Regions from separate parts of the Homo sapiens genome. Here region 2 is linked to region 1. A link is a contact called in ENCODE Hi-C or POLR2A ChIA-PET data. All regions are on one chromosome and are shown on one strand. The core of a region is the stretch at or near the end of the contact, and the rest is flanking DNA. Distances in the headings are between cores, read along the strand shown. Region 1 holds the start of ZBTB45 (zinc finger and BTB domain containing 45). Region 2 overlaps A1BG (alpha-1-B glycoprotein).

Region 1 (3,342 bases), core at 286-2,785:
CCCAGGCCCGACTGCAGTGGCGCTATCTTGGCTCACTGCAAGCTCCGCCTCCCGGGTTCACGCCATTCTCCTGCCTCAGCCTCCTGAGTAGCTGGGACTACAGGCGCCTGCCACCGCGCTCGGCTAATTTTTTTTTGTATTTTTAGTAGAGACGGGGTTTCACCGTGTTAGCCAGGATGGTCTCGATCTCCTGACCTCATGATCCGCCCGCCTCGGCCTCCCACAGTGCTGGGATTACAGGCGTGAGCCACCGCGCCCGGCCTTTTTTTTTTTTTTTTTTTTTTTTTTTTTTTGAGACGGAGTCTCGTTCTGTCGCCCAGGCTGGAGTGCAGTGGCGCGATCTCAGCTCACTTCAAGCTCCGCCTCCCGGGTTCATGCCAGTCTCCTGCCTCAGTCTCCCGAGTAGCTGGGACTACAGGCGCCTGCCACCACGCCCAGCTAATTTTCTGTATTTTTAGTAGAGATGGGGTTTCACTGTGTTAGTCAGGATGGTCTCGATCTCCTGACGTGATCCACCCGCCTTGGCCTCCCAAAGTGCTGGGATTACAGGCATGAGCCACTGCGCCGGGCCATGAGGTCTGTTTTCTTGCTGGCTGTTGTTGCAGCTCTTCTCAGATTCTCAGCATGACACCTGTCCTGTTGCATTTCCTCTCATGGACCTCTCTACCTTCAAAGCCTCTGGAACCCTTCTCCTACTTCAAGTTTCTCCACCTTCCTCTTCTGCCTTTAAGGACCCTTATGATACCTTGGACCTACCAAAATAATCCAGAATCATATCCTATTTTAAGATCAGCTAATGAGTAACCTTAATTATTTCCGCAAAAACCCTTTCACCATGTAGTGTAACTATTCATAGGTGAGATAATCATATTTACAGGTTCTGGGGATTTGGGCACGGAAATCTCGGAGGGGGCCATTTTCGGAATTCTGTCCCCCATACCAGATTGACTTGCAATGTCCCAGAATCTCACAGGGTCTAGCTCAGGGGAGGCCCAGAGCAGGGTGAGGCAGTTGTCTATTCCTGTCTGCGTTGTAGTAGAAGGTGCCAAGGCCGAGATGGGGTCCTTTCCCCAGTCCCACCCACAGCGGGCGGGCCTGGAGCGTCTGCAGTAGTGGTAGCTTGCTTGCACCTCCTGGCGGCCAGGGACCGAGACCTACTTCAGCTCTCACCCGTGTCACAGGAATAAGGCCACTTCCCCGGTTCGCAGTGGGGTTTAAACTGGCCAGAACACGTTGGGCACTTGGGCCGGGAACTGCCTTCCCATTCTGCATCACAGGGAGCTTGCGGATTGATCGCGCAGGCCCGCCACACCCCTGATCTCCTGGGCGACGCCGGAAGAGTGCTCTGGTCCAGACATTCCTCGCGACGCGGCAGCCCTAGCCTCTTCGACTTTGGTTCCGACTAAGAGGAGAGCCGGAGTGCAGACTGGCGGGAGCTGATCGCCATAAAAATACCGGAAACGTGCTTCGGCCTAGGGTTTCCCCTGCGCCGCCGCGACCGCAGGCCTCCGTTCCGCCGGGGTAACGGCCCGGAAGTGCGGCCTTGTAGTCGGTCAGGAGGAAGCGGCCACGGCAGAGCCTGGTGCCTGAAGAGGAGTCGGAGGTGGGGTCGAATGGGCATCCCCCTGCCGCAGGGCGGGCGAGGAGGCTGGGGCGTGCCAGGGGAGGGGCACCTGCGCTCCGCTAGAAGCGCACGCTGAGAACGCGAGGGGGCGCTGCAGGACCGGGGTACGGCGGGGGCCAGAGTGCGGGGTGGCAGCGGCGGGTCAGAGGGGTGCTTTGGGCGTAGGGTGGGGCGCGGGCAATGGAGCAGAGTATGGGAGAACGCGCTCGGAGTAAAGCACACGGCGCGGCGAAGGCGTGGCGGGAGTGTGCGGCGCCGGACCCGGGAAGCTGGCCTGGGCGCCGGGTCTCGAGTGCAGGCCTTTGTTCTGAAGTGTCCAGGCCGGCCTTGCGGCGTCGGGACTGAGGAATGGAGCCCGTCGCGGGGCGGGGCGGGAAAGGAAGGTTCAAGTCTCTCGGGTTGATGCGCAAGTTTCCGTCCCCATCGGCCGGACAGATTAGAATCCTTTCAGGTGCTAGGTGAATACAGATGGGGCGGTGCTGCTTGCTGAGTTAGCCTTTGCGCGGGCACAGGCCTGGCTTTTTTGAGGCATTGCACAGAAGGCTCAGAACAGGGCCAGGGAGCGGGGTGGTGTATCCGGATCCGTAGTCTGGAAAAGCTCCCTCTGGCTGCCGTGTGGGGAACAGAAGGGGAGGCGAGGGGCGCAGAGACACCAGCCAGGTTTCTTCATCCGTCCAGGACAGCGGGAACGGGGCAGTGGAGGTGCTCGAAGTGGTCTGAGGGTCAAATGTGGGGCATGCAAAAAAGGGAGGCGTCTGGCTGAGCAAAGGGACGGCGGATTGGGCATAAGGAGTCGGAGGGGTTGAATCTTGAGACCCCAGTAGAGCCCGAGGGTGTAGGGGCAGCATCAAGCCGAGCCCACCCTGGGGCTTTGTGACTCCAAGGGAGAGACAGGCTGGTGGAGCCTATACGGATGTCAGAGTCCAGAGCTCCTACCCTCCTCCCTTAGACTGGAGGTGTGTGCAGTCTGGGTGCGGGATGAGCCGAGTATCTCATCCCTTGTTTGATAGAAGGGGAAACAGGCCGAAGGATCACGGTTTACCTGCTTGATGGATGGAGTAGCAGAACTCCTCAGATTCCAGAGTCCTCTGAGGACTACCCCCTCCCCTTTCTGGTGCCTGATGTTGGGCCGTGTCCCCGATTACTCCATGGGCAGCTATCCAGTCACACACCCCTGCTCAATCCACACTTCCCCTCTCTGTGCCACACCCACACCCTGGGCCCCACAGGCCCCATCGAGATGGCAAGAAGCTGGGGCTGCAGGAGCCACCTCCCTGCTCGCTATGCTAGGGGCTGCCAGGGAGCATGTACTGGTTTCCCTGGGGCATCTCCCAAGGTACTGCCCAACCTTTTACCCTCAGCCCTTAGTGACTAGGCACACCCAGAACCACCCTGCCCAGGAAGCAGGTCATGCCACCCCACTCCTGCGAGAGCCTCTGTATATACTAGTTAAGGTGACCTGGTTCTGAGGCAGCAATCCTGCCTATGCACAGGGTCTCATACTGGGGGGATGTGGCTAAAGGAAACCAAAAGGAGCTGTCAGCAGGGGTGGAGGAGGAGTGGAAGCTAGCTGGGTAGAGAGCAAGGTCTACTCGGGGTGAGGCAGGTTAGCCAGTTGGGATGGGGGTCCCTGGCCTCTTCTACACACCGGGCTGCCCTCTTGGAGGGGCACATGGGGAGGCTTAGGGTTATTGGAGTTGGGGTGGGGTGGGTGGGTG
Region 2 (3,342 bases), core at 333-2,832, 170 kb after region 1:
CACTGCATTCCAGCCTGGGCAACAAGAGCAAAACTCCATCTCAAAAAAAAAAAAAATGTTTAATCTTTAAATTGTACATCTATATCCTATGACTCCAAATTTTATTTATCACTCTCCTTAAAGTCTGAAGAAAATGATTAATTTACTAAGCTCCAAAGACAACACAGTCCCACTGACATAACATTTAGTATGATGTCCTACTCTCCTGTTAGAATTAAGAACAGCCAGTATCAAACTGGCCTGAAATCTGATTGGGTTCCTGGGCTCAGAATAACTGTAGTAAATTTGTAAATCCACACTAAGACACAAAATTAAACTAGGATGTGTATATCTATCTTACAAGAAAACGTTTCACAGTAAAAATTAACATTATGATTTTACCAAATTTCAACATTATAGTTTGTTAATCCAATCAAGCTTTCAAAATTCCTGATTAGCTTACAATTAATTGCAAATAACTTCATGTAGTTTGGCTAGCATTTCAAAATGGATAGGGAATATAACTTTTAAAATGCGAAAGTATATTATACATATTGCACTTTTCTGCTAGGCTGGGCTAGTATCTTCCATGGCAAGATACTCAAACTATTGAATAAAATACACATTTAAATCAAGCACTTACATGTACTTCATTAATTTCCCTGAAATTATCAACAGCATTACCAAAATCTTCCAGGATTTTGTAACATTTGATTCCTTACAGTTTTGTTTTGTTTGTTTGTTTTTGAGACGGAGTGTCACTCTGTCACCCGGGCTGGAGTGCAGTGGCGCAATCTTGGCTCACTGAAACCTCTGCCTCCCAGGTTCAAGCAATTTTCCTGCCTCCACCTCCCGAGTAGCTGGGATTACAGGCGCACGCTGCCACGCCCGGCTAATTTTTTGTATTTTAGTAGAGACGGGGTTTCACCGTGTTACCCAGGCTGGTCTGGAACTCCTGAGCTCAGGCAATCCGCCTGCCTCGGCCTCTCAAAGTGCTGAGATTACAGGTGTGAGCCACTGCGCCCGGCACCTTAAATACACTTTTAAAGTTAAACTTATGGAGGGAAAACCCTCATCTATTGACATAGATTGTATGTCCTTTTTTGGTCCCTCCATGAAGGAGCACCGTTTTCTCCATCATTTCTTCTTCCCTTCACCCGTCAGAGTGACCGAGGCTGGGGACCCCAGAAGCCCCAGAGCAGGCCCGAATCTGGGACTTCCACGGTCCTGGGGGAGGGGTGCGGGGACACTCACGTGTGGCGCGGATGTCCGGGGTGTGAAGGCAGCGGGCGCAGCTCGGCGGCGCCGGAGGAGCCCTCTGCGCCCAGGAACAAGACAGGGAAGATGAAGCCGGGGCTGAGGCGCAGGCGCGGGCGCGGCCTGGGGTGTGGCCTGGGGTGTGGCCTGGGGCGTGGCCTGGGGCGTGGCCTGGCCCGACCACCCGCCCGCTCCGCCCAGGACCCCCTCCCAGGCCTCAGCTCCGGGCGACGTGGAGTGGGGCGGTCCTGGCGGGCCGAGATGCCGTCCTGCGCTGCGAGGGACCCATCCCCGACGTCACCTTCGAGCTGCTGCGCGAGGGCGAGACGAAGGCCGTGAAGACGGTCCGCACCCCCGGGGCCGCGGCGAACCTCGAGCTGATCTTCGTGGGGCCCCAGCACGCCGGCAACTACAGGTGCCGCTACCGCTCCTGGGTGCCCCACACCTTCGAATCGGAGCTCAGCGACCCTGTGGAGCTCCTGGTGGCAGGTGACGTTTCCCTGGGTCCCGGGTGCTGGTTCCGTCTGCTGATGTTTGCCTGGGCTGTGCCCACCTCCAGGAGGGCCTCTCCCGGCTCCTCCCTTGGGCACCCCTGGTTAGCGCTGGGTCTCCCCAGGGCTCGTGGGGGAATTGCGGGCGAGGAACCGCCCAGCAAAGGCCCTGCAGCTGGAGGCGCAGATGGGGGTCTCGGCTGGCAGCCGACCACGCGCTTCCTTCCGGGGGGGCGTCAGGGAGGTCGGCCTTGATTTCCGCGAGGAGGAGGGCATAGGATTTCCCCTCCTCCACCATTTCTCTTTTCTCCCGTTGTCTAGAAAGCTGATGCAGCCGCGGGCCCAGGGTGCTGTTGGTGTCCTCAGAAGTGCCGGGGATTCTGGACTGGCTCCCTCCCCTCCTGTTGCAGCACAAGGCCGGGGTCTCTGGGGGGCTGGAGAAGCCTCCCTCATTCCTCCCAGGAATTAATAAATGTGAAGAGAGGCTCTGTTTAAAATGTCTTTGGACTCCCAGGGCTGAGTGGGCTGGGATCTCGTGTCCTCAAAGTGGATGGGTTCTGGGGTGGCTCCTGAGGTAGAGGAGTGGAGAACTGGCTCTTAAGAGCACAGTTTTCTTTTCTTTTTTCTTTTTTGAGACAGGGTCTCACACTGTCACCCAGGCTGGAGTGCAGTGTTGCAGTCCGGCTCACTGCAGTTTTGACCTCCCAGGCTCAAGCGATCCTCCTGCCTCAGCCTCCCAAGTAGCTGGGAGCCTGGGCATGCATCGCCACGTCTGGCTAATTATTATTTTTTGTAGACAGGGTCTCACTGTGTTGCCCAAGCTTGTCTTGAACTCCTGGCCTTAAGTGATCCTCCCACCTCAGCCTCCTGAGTAGCTGGGACTACAGGCATGAGCCACCATGCCTGGCCAACTCACATTTTTCTTTCTATTATTTATTTTTTGTAGAGATGAGTCTCACTATGTTGCCCAGGCTGGTCTTGAACTCTTGGGCTCAAGTGATCCTCCCGCCTCAGCCTCCCAAAGTGTTGGGATTACAGGTGTGAGCCACAGCACCTGGCCAACCAACACTTCTCAGGGCCTCTTTCATCTGTGCTCTTCCAGGATGCTGCCTCTTACTCCCTGGGCACCTCGGCCTGGTCCCAGCAGGTATGGGCAGTTGCTTGAGGCTCCAGACATACTCACCTCTACCTCGACCACATCAACCCCATCACCAAGAGGAGGTTCAGGGAAGCTGCATTTTGTGGTCTTGTCCTCCCAGTCCAGGGTGGTAGTGCTGGGCTGTTCCCAGCCTCCCACAGCAGAGCTGGACGCTGTGGAAATGGCTGGATTCCTCTGTGTTCTTTCCCATTATCCCTCAGCTCTGAGTCCTCTTGTGCCATCTGACATCTGATGCCTTCCCAACCACTGCCGAGTTTCTGCCTGGAGCAGGGCCTCAAGGCCCTGGCACACAGAAGATGCGTATCAGTATTATCAACCAATAGTTGATGAATTGTGTTTTTCAACGAATTTGCTAGTGATCTGGTTTACTGCCTTAGTAATATCTAGTTCCTAATATGCCTATGCCTTTTAATGTCTGCACAGTCTATGATGATGTCACTTCTCTCAAGCCTGATG

The links. Hi-C counts contacts between places; a loop is a spot of excess contacts on that map. ChIA-PET counts read pairs that join two places held with the same protein, here RNA polymerase II (POLR2A). Pooled maps may share reads with other maps.
Region 2: a map of chondrocyte shows a loop between it and region 1 (5-fold over the local background). The contact joins the enhancer-like site here to the promoter of ZBTB45 in region 1. A Hi-C loop is called at or near these places in 1 of 168 maps with a recorded cell type or tissue (chondrocyte), 3 of 37 single-sample maps with no recorded cell type and 7 of 50 pooled maps. POLR2A ChIA-PET finds 5 or more read pairs at or near these places in 11 of 52 experiments (CD4-positive, alpha-beta memory T cell, GM12878, HEK293T and 8 more).

Annotation. Positions count from the first base shown.
Region 1 is chr19:58,518,003-58,521,344 of GRCh38, reverse strand. It overlaps ZBTB45 (zinc finger and BTB domain containing 45), which reads left to right and starts at 1,535. Exons shown (of 3, transcript NM_001316979.2): 1 at 1,535-1,603. RefSeq lists enhancers at 1,251-1,570, 2,628-3,288 and a silencer at 1,661-1,760.
Region 2 is chr19:58,345,736-58,349,077 of GRCh38, reverse strand. A1BG (alpha-1-B glycoprotein) reads left to right here. Exons shown (of 8, transcript NM_130786.4): 7 at 1,438-1,725; 8 at 2,049-3,342. The coding sequence ends at 2,056. Among named protein-coding and RNA genes, the nearest start is that of A1BG-AS1, 4.6 kb to the left of the region's middle. RefSeq lists enhancers at 987-1,066, 1,283-1,783, 1,837-2,116, 1,784-2,284 and a silencer at 1,257-1,586. Within about 2 kb of position 1,582, at least 27 of the 41 ENCODE cell types and tissues checked have a DNase peak (open chromatin) inside an H3K27ac peak, as active enhancers do; they include GM12878, where a contact is called at or near this core.